Regions from separate parts of the Homo sapiens genome. Here all the other regions are linked to region 1. A link is a contact called in ENCODE Hi-C or POLR2A ChIA-PET data. All regions are on one chromosome and are shown on one strand. The core of a region is the stretch at or near the end of the contact, and the rest is flanking DNA. Distances in the headings are between cores, read along the strand shown.

Region 1 (2,824 bases), core at 195-2,694:
ACGCCGCCGCCCTCCTCCTCCAACCCCTCCGCCCTTCCCCCACTCTTCCCGGGTCTCTCCAGTCACCCCCTCGATCTCTTACTTTCCTCTTCCCTCCAATCTAGTGGGGCCCAGAAGGCACGCGGGGAATCGACTCTGAGAAAGAATGGGGGCAGCGCGCGGCTCACGAGGAACGAAGGGCGCGTGCGGCGCGCTGGGGGAGGGGGAGCGGGGGAAGAAGCGTGCGGTACCCGTCATCCTGCTGATTCTTGCTCGCGTTGATCTTGGATCCCTCTGCGAATTCCTCTATATTGCTGTACTCGTTCATATCCTCCATAGTGACGGAGCTGTCGGCAGGGGGGTGCTGGCGCGCAGTCCGGGTCGCGGCAGCAGCGGCGGCGGAGCGTTGTATGGAGCTGGATTTAAAATGGCGGCGGAAGAGATCCGGGCGCCGCCTGCGCCCTCCCTTTATAGCCGCCCCGCCCGCCAATCGGGAGGGCTGCTGGGCGGTGACGTGGCGCTGGGCCCGGCGCGCCCCCTGCCGGGCGGAGCTGGGAGCGAGCGAAGGGAGGAGCGGGGCTAGCTGCCGCGGCGGCCGCGGCCGCCAATGGGAGAGGCTGCGGGAGGCTAAAGTAGCGGGAGCGGAGGGGAACAATGGCGGCGGCACATGGGAAAGCCTGGGCGGGACCTCCATCGCGGCCCTCCCGGCAAGGAGAGAGGCCACGCGTGAGGGGACGCGGGCTTGGGAGAAGAGAAGAATCAGAAGAGAAAAACGAAGGGGCGTAAATTCCTGGGGTCAGCAGTCCCGAGCAGAGCCGACGCAGGGCCACAGTCCCTCTTGCCTTGGGAGCCTTTGTCTCTGGCGTCCGGTCCAGCCCACTCCTACCAAAAAGCCGTCAACCCCGCCTTTTTCTGCCCTCGGTTCGCCAGTGCGGAGCCGCTGCGGCGGCCGCTGCTACCGACTAGCACCGCGGCCAGTCTGCTCCGGAAAAAGGCGGACTGCGCCCGGCGCTGGCGACTGAGGCGGCGAGCGCGCTCGCCCGCCGCGCGCACGCGTGTTTTGTCCTCGAGCTGGCAGGAACCAGCCGAACAGGAAGCGGGCGCGCGACGGCTCCTCCGGGCAGCGCAGCGCGGGCGCCTCTTCCACTGTGACCACGGGCGCGCGGGCCAAGGGGGCGCGGCGGGGCCTCCCGGGCTGATCGGCCGAAGCCCGGGCCCCGCGCGGCCTCTGGCGGGCTGACGCCGGGAGGAGGGGCGGGGGCTGGCCAGATGACTGTATCTATGCAAAGGCGGAGGCGGTGGGCGGGGAGGGGGCTGGATTCAGTAGAGGGCAAGGGGCACTCACATCCCCGGCGCGCCACTCGCGGGGCTCCTTTCTGCACGTGCCCCGGGCCTCTCCCGCTCGCTCAACCTGTCTGCGGAGGGCGCGCTCTCGCGCACCCTGCTCCCGCGTTCGCTTCTTTGTTCCCGCCCACGCGAGGCCCATTTTGACGGATCCAGTTCGAGGCCTGACGGCGGCCAATCGGCGCTGGCGCCTTCACCCTCCCCGCCCCGCCGAACCCGTCAAGGGCCGCCCCTTTTCCTGCCCACGTGGTCTCGGGCTCCTGCCCCGTCCTGCTCACGAGTTCAGGGCTCCTGGGCGGCCGCCTTTTCCAGTTCCAGGTGTGCAGAAGTGTCCTCTCCCCACGCGCGGCGGGCTGCACTTGGTCGCTGGCTCCGAGATCGCGCGGGGCCGCCGGAAGCCCAAGACGGTACCGGGGGCCGCAGCCGCAGCCGGCGCCGCCCTCCGCCCTCCCCAACAGCAGGCCGAGTCCCGTAGCATCCGGTAGGGAAATGGTCGTGCTTTCGGTCCCCGCCGAAGTCACCGTGATCCTGTTAGATATCGAAGGTACCACAACCCCGATTGCTTTCGTGAAGGTGAGGGGCGGAAGGGAGCGGGGATGTTACTTTTCCTTAAAAACAGTTATTATTTTTTCTAAGTATTTCAGGCCTTGCATTGGAGACGAGGGTTAGGAGAGGCGGTGTGGCTGCCTCTTGTGTGGAATGGGGAGGAAGGAGAGAAAGCCTGCGGTGGGTTGCGGGGATGCTTTTCCTCGCGACACTAGCTTCTCCCTCCCCCGCCCTTGCGCTTGGTTGGATCCAGATGGGTGGGAAGGGATGGAAGTTGACGCTAAAAATCACCGAAGGGCAGGTAAGCCGGGGCGGGGTGTGACGGTGCGGGCCTCGCCACCCGGCAGGTGTGCACCCGGTCGCTTCCGCAGGTGAGCGCAGCCTTTCTGCTCCGTCGGGCCTGGTGTGGCAGCGGCAGCGATTTAATGGTCCTTAAAGCTTCCGATCTCAAAATGGAAAGACTGAAGTGTCAAGATGACTTTTCAGGTGGCCCTGGTGTCGGGCAATCAAGGTTCCTCTTCGCCCCTTCCCACTCTTGCTGTTAGTGGCCAAACTGCACAGTGTATTATTTTACTCTGTTAGGCGCTGTGGTCCATAGCGCTGATTTTTTGAGCTATAGGACACGTCTAGATTCCGTTCACTTTCCTCAGAAAACCACAGAAGCTTGAAGCTCTTATCCAGAGCATTCCTTCTAGGATGTCACTGTGAACCAGCACTTGTCTGCACCTCAGCTTGCAACTTAGCGGATTCCTTCTTTATTCTTTGTCTGTTAGAATAAGCAAATATGAAATGTTACTTTAATTTTTGAAAGAATTCCTCGGGCCTTGTCTTTTTATTTGGCTCCCTGAGGTTTAAGAATTCATTGCAGATACAAGTACTTCTTAGAGGTGCTTGCATGCACAATAATAGTCGAGATATACAAAGTATATTACCAAGTAGGAAAAATCCATCTTCC
Region 2 (2,700 bases), core at 193-2,692, 3.5 Mb before region 1:
TCCATTCAAGCCAAGTAGGGATGGGCAGTGATGTCACCTTGTGACCATGAGTCACAGAAACACTTTCATGGCAGGACAAAAGGAAAGAAGGGCAGGAAAAGACAATGCTGGAAAAATCAAGAATCAGACATGTGGTTGCCGCTTGAGCAATTCAACAGCCCACATTCTGGCACTAGGGTTTGCCACTACAGCGACCTGGAGCTAACCAACACCTGTATCTTAATTCTCCTGAAGCAGAGGTCCTGTATTTTAGTACAGGTAGTAAGTTTGGACAGTTACTCCAAGAACTAGAATAGTTATTTTTCAGTTTTGTTTTTTTAAAACACGGATTTTCAAGGGACTGTGGTTTTAAAGGTTTAAAATGATAAAGAAATTTCTTTCTTAGAGATGCTTCTGTGGTGCTCTAGTGGAGACTGGGTGCCCGTTATGAGCTCTCTTTACCACAGTACTTTTCCTACACAGCATTTTTTCCACAATGGTTATTATGTAATTGTGTAATTATCTATTTAATGTCTGTTACCCAGGCTACACCTTAGTAGCTTCATGAAAACAAGGGCCATGTTTGCTTTTTTTTCTGCATGGGCTCCATAAGTATTTGCCAAATGAATAAATCTCGGGTGTATATGTTAACTTGTTTCCTATTATACAGGCACTTATCTGGCCCAAAGCTACTGAATTCCCACAGTGTTGCTCTAAAAAGAAAGGTATACACCGGGCAAATATGGCTCAGCCCCATTTCAATATATATCTCAATGAGCCGAACAAACCGAATAAAGGATGTAAAAGCCCTTTGTAAAGAGCAAAGCGTCATAGGAGAGCTGTAATTATGATCACTGTTACTATCATGATTATTCCGTGGACCAAGTACCCCGGCCAGGTAAGGGGAGATAACGGGGGAGGAGAGGCGGCAAAAAGGGATGAAAAGGATGGGGCGGCGAGGAAATGATGGGCAAGCAGAAAGGCGGGGAAAGCAGAAGGGGGACCAGACAAAAAGGGTGTAGGTGAGAGAAGGGGGCACTCCAGGCGGAGGCAGCCAGACCGTACCTTTTGATACACAGCCTGGACGGCAGGTAGGCCCGGTAGCCGTCGGTGATGTACGGGTTGTCCTTGAGGGACCCGGGGATCTGCTCGTAGGTGTACAGGCGGATGCCACGGGGCACCAGGACCGGCCAGTACTGGTAGCTGCCCAGCTCGATGTAATGCGCGCTCTTCAGCAGCTTCTGATGCATCGTTCCCGGCCGCCGCCGCTCCCCGGCTCGGGAGCTCCCCCAGGTCCCGCCTCCCCGGGGAGGGGGCTTCGCCGCTGGCGCCCCCGCCCCGGAGCCCGCGGACGCTGCGCGAGGTCCTACCGCGCTGCCGCTGCTGCCCAGGGCCCGGCTCTGCGCTCACACCGGCCACTGCCGCCAGCGCCGCGGCGGACCCGGCAGCGTCGCAGCCTCCTCTGACGTCAGCGCGCCGCGGCGGCCCCGCCCCTCAGCCCTAGCTGGGAGGGGCAGGGTGCTGGGGCGCGCCCGGGTGTGCTCGAGCGTGCGCTGGCGGCGGCCCGGGCTCCCGGGCGTCTCTCACGCTGTGTTTTGGCGGCGCCTGGGGTCTTCGTTTGCATATGAGAAGAGCCGAAAGCACAGAGCTACAGGCGAATACAAGTGGATTTTTTTTCTTTTTCTGTTTTTTTATTAGAAGTAATAGTTGCTGCATTTTGAAAAATCAAGAGGAAAAGAGTTAACAGGAAGAAAAGTTCGAGGTAATTACCGTTTAGTTTATGCTTGGAATTACACACACTTAGTGTCAGAAGGGACTTTGAGGATTTCTAAGCTGAAGTCAGCTCTTAGCACGATAATTGGAAAGAGAGGAAACCTGATGCACGTGGAACATACACCAGCATCGAGCACATCCTGAGCCATAAAGGAAAGCCCCCGTGCATTCAAAACTCCGACCCCTTTCAGCGTTATGTTCTCTGATCACAGTAGAATTAAACTAGAGTAACAAGAAAACTAAAAGTCTCCACGTCTGGAATAGGAGCAATACACCAAATATTTCAAGGGCTGATGAAGAAATCACAATGGAAATGAGAATATCTACTTAACTGAATAATATAGAACATATTAAAAAATCCTGTGGAGTGCGGCTATAGTAGCGTTTACAGGAAGTGTTGCAGCTTTGTTTCTGGCTATTTACTGTAATGCAAGTGTTTACTTATAATGGCAACAGGGCAAAACATCAGTTTGAGTACCGTATGTGTATAATAGAACGCTTAGTCCATTGTTTGGCATTGTAAGGGCAAGAAAAATATCTTGTCCTCACTTATCACAAGGTTCACAGCTGACATTCCTATGAAAAAAATTAAGAGAAGCCAGGCGCAGGTGGCTCATGCCTGTAATCCCAACATTTTGGAAGGCCGAGGCAGGCGGATTGCTTATGCCCAGGAGTTGGAGACCAGCCTGGGTAACATAGTGAGACGCTGTCGCTACAAAAAAAACCAACCAAACAAACAAAAAACAAAAATTAGTCGGGTGTGGTGATGGGCGCCTGTAGTCCCAAACTATTCTGGGCTGAAGTGAGAGGGTTGCTTGAGCCTGGGAGGTCGAGGCTGCAGTGAGCCATGTTTGTGCCACTGCACTCCAGTCTGGGTGACAAAGCGAGACTTTGTCTCAAAAAATAAATAATAAAAATTAACAAGAAAAGGGATAATAAATTCATTTA
Region 3 (2,700 bases), core at 162-2,661, 4.5 Mb after region 1:
ATTACAATCTTCAATTCCAAAGGCAGGAAAATAAAATGATCACACTTCCACTGTCAACATCATTTACTAAGTTGACCACAGTTTGAAGAGCCCTATAGGAGATACTATGGGATGACACAAAAAGAACACAAAAAAGGAAAACATTTTAGATAGAAGTGGTAAAAGTTTTCAGATTATAAAATATTACCATGCTAATATATATTTCACAATGAAATGTATTCATTATATAGCAAAAACGTTAAAATACTTGTTATTGATTAGAATAGAGATCAGTCTCTGTTAGAAACCTTTAAAAGGTGTACAAACACTTTGTAAGAGATGACTCCTGTCCCATCCTGCTCAGGGATGACCAGAACTTTCATCTTAGATAGATACACCACCAGGTTTCATCAGGGACACCTTAATTATTTTAGCTGTCTAGGTAAACCAATCTCCCGATGGGAGGATATGGAGTAGGGCGAAGAGTTATATTTTGGAAAACAATCCATGGGAAATTAAGTCAAGTAGCCAAAGGTTTAATTTGGAAATGCAAATATCCATCAATTAGGTTTTCAATTATGTGGACAATAAAAGAGTTGAGCAGAGCAGTAGAGACAAACAAAATTAAAAAGAGAAAAGGCAGAGAAGGCAGGGAGGGGCTTATTTTCACACATTATACCAATTTACATTACACATCATATTAAATTTAAGTAAGGCGCTTTTCTTCATCCAAATAATTTCACCCATTTTAAACCATAAAATACTGTCGGCGAAATCTCATCTGGGCCATTTGATGTAATCTTTCTGCGTCCCTTTCAGGAAGGAAGGTGCGACAACACAATGAAGACAGCCTGTTGCTTTCCTTGGTATGTTTACAGCAGGAATCGGGCAGCGACTTAACTAGACATAAGTTTCCCCTTCTTCCCATGGGTCTATTTGCCAAAGCCCCCTGCACCTATTAGAATTTTCTGAGGTTGGGCTGGTGGAGAGCAGAAACCCGGAGGCTAGATTCAGGAGACCTGGTTTCCCATGCCACTTAGTAGCCTGTGACATTGAGCACAATACTTACTTTTCGGCGCTTCCGTTTCATTATTTGGGAAATGGGAACAATATATCTGTTTTATAAGATTGTTGTGAAGATGAAACAGGCCTGTGTGTGAAAGGCCTTTTCTAAATTGTAAAGCGCTCCCCAGATGTTAGTTATTATCTCCTTTAAAGGGCACAGAATCTGTTTCAATATTATAGGAGGTTGCAAAAAGGCTCCTTGACACTTTTTGCTCAGAACTTGACCCTGAGCTTAATCTCGCCGTAAAGTGAAAGGGTTCTTGCGCCCCCACAGCAGCCCGGGGCAGGGTCACCCTCGCGACCGGGGCGGTCATTGCCGTATTCCGTCCTGAGCTGCCGCTCCCCCACGATCCTCCCACCAATCCCGGGAGGGCCGCGACGTCCCTTGCCGCTTGGGTGGCGCCAGCTAGAGGGCGCGGGCCGGGGCGGAACCCGGTACCGCAGCTCGGGAGGTGGGGGTGGGGGCGGGGCCTCGCGCGGAGGGCGTGGCCTCGGGGCGTCCCGGGCAGCCGGCGTGCTGAGCTTGCCAGCCAGCTAGCGAGCGACGGGCGCGCGCGGCCCCTGCGCACTCGGCCGCCGCCTGCGCGCGTTGCGGCCGCAGCTGCACCTTTGCCTCCGCGGTTCCGCAGCCGAGCCCCGGGAGGAGGCGCTCCCCTGCGTCGTCCGCACTTGCGCCCTTTCCCACCGCAACAGGTCAGGGGAGGGCGGAGGTGACGAGGGCGCCCGACCCGGGACTAGAGGACGGAAGGGTCTGGAAGGTGAGCGCAGCCCTGCGCCACCCAGGGCTGGGGGTCGATCCGCCCGGCCCCCGACGCCGCCGCCGCGGACTTCTCGGAAGCCGAGGCTCTCCCCGCCTCTCTGCCGGCTTCCCAGCACGCTGACTCAAGTCGCTGGCGTTCCCACTTTTCCGGTGGGAGCCCTCGGGGAGAACGGGCTAGGGCTCAGAGCTCTCACCGCCCTACTTGCGATCCCGCGGCAGGTAGCGCGTAGAAAAACAGGGGACGGGGACATGGGAAGAGACCCATGCTCCTCCCTCACGCGCAGCCCCCAAGTCAGACGTTTGCCTGTGCACCCCGCGTTTTGCGGAGAGCTGTCCCGTTGTTGGGACCTGCTACTTGAGTTGCGTAATGAGTCCCAGAAGTTTCTCGGGGGGAGGGGGCGGGGAAAAGTGGGGTTCTTCTCTCCTGCACCCCGGGACCCTTCCCTGTGCCTGTCGTGGAGAGAGATGAGGGCTTCCCGCCGCGTCTCGCTGAGAGCAGGAGGGAGGCGTGTGTCGGTGGTCCGTAGCCTCCGGGGAGGAGTTGGAGCCACCTTCTGAGACTTAACTTCAGGGACAGAGGGAGAGGCGTCTTTAGTATGGGACTGGTTAATTTCTCTTGATAATGCTTTTTTCCCTCGGGTGTCCCATCCTCTGTGGCCGTCGCAACCCCACCCTCCGACGGTGCGAGCGCCGGAGCCAGCGAATGAGAGGGGAGAGAAGGTGGAGAGTGTGAATCACACGTTACCTTAGTGTAATGGTAGTTGCATTAATGGAGCTGCGACGGGCCTGCGGGCGGTTCGATACCGTCCGGCTAGTTTTCTCTTCCCGGAGCTTCTCCACCACCAGCACCCGCAAATTGTTATGCAGATCATCCCGGGAAGGCACTTGGCTTTGGA

The links. A loop is a pair of places that touch in the nucleus more often than their neighbours do. ChIA-PET counts read pairs that join two places held with the same protein, here RNA polymerase II (POLR2A). Pooled maps may share reads with other maps.
Region 2: a loop to region 1 is called in a pooled map, with 26 times the contacts of the local background. The contact joins the promoter of PAQR3 here to the promoter of HNRNPDL in region 1. A Hi-C loop is called at or near these places in 8 of 50 pooled maps.
Region 3: a map of CD8-positive, alpha-beta T cell shows a loop between it and region 1 (8-fold over the local background). The contact joins the promoter of AFF1-AS1 here to the promoter of HNRNPDL in region 1. A Hi-C loop is called at or near these places in 2 of 168 maps with a recorded cell type or tissue (CD8-positive, alpha-beta T cell and naive thymus-derived CD4-positive, alpha-beta T cell) and 6 of 50 pooled maps. POLR2A ChIA-PET finds 5 or more read pairs at or near these places in 1 of 52 experiments (CD4-positive, alpha-beta T cell).

Annotation. Positions count from the first base shown.
Region 1 is chr4:82,429,018-82,431,841 of GRCh38, forward strand. It overlaps HNRNPDL (heterogeneous nuclear ribonucleoprotein D like), which reads right to left and starts at 1,445. Exons shown (of 8, transcript NM_031372.4): 1 at 231-1,445. The coding sequence starts at 673. It overlaps ENOPH1 (enolase-phosphatase 1), which reads left to right and starts at 1,573. Exons shown (of 6, transcript NM_021204.5): 1 at 1,573-1,896. The coding sequence starts at 1,813. RefSeq lists silencers at 1-63, 374-613, 984-1,383, 1,504-1,823 and enhancers at 109-904, 284-343, 664-753, 905-1,700, 2,064-2,163.
Region 2 is chr4:78,937,996-78,940,695 of GRCh38, forward strand. It overlaps PAQR3 (progestin and adipoQ receptor family member 3), which reads right to left and starts at 1,443. Exons shown (of 6, transcript NM_001040202.2): 1 at 1,045-1,443. The coding sequence starts at 1,229. RefSeq lists silencers at 973-1,042, 1,133-1,622.
Region 3 is chr4:86,933,439-86,936,138 of GRCh38, forward strand. It overlaps AFF1-AS1 (AFF1 antisense RNA 1), which reads right to left and starts at 1,412. Exons shown (of 3, transcript NR_038841.1): 1 at 1,049-1,412; 2 at 1-104. It overlaps AFF1 (ALF transcription elongation factor 1), which reads left to right and starts at 1,573. Exons shown (of 21, transcript NM_001166693.3): 1 at 1,573-1,802. It also overlaps a transcript of C4orf36 not described here. RefSeq lists silencers at 1,278-2,027, 2,498-2,636 and enhancers at 1,949-2,490, 2,491-2,700.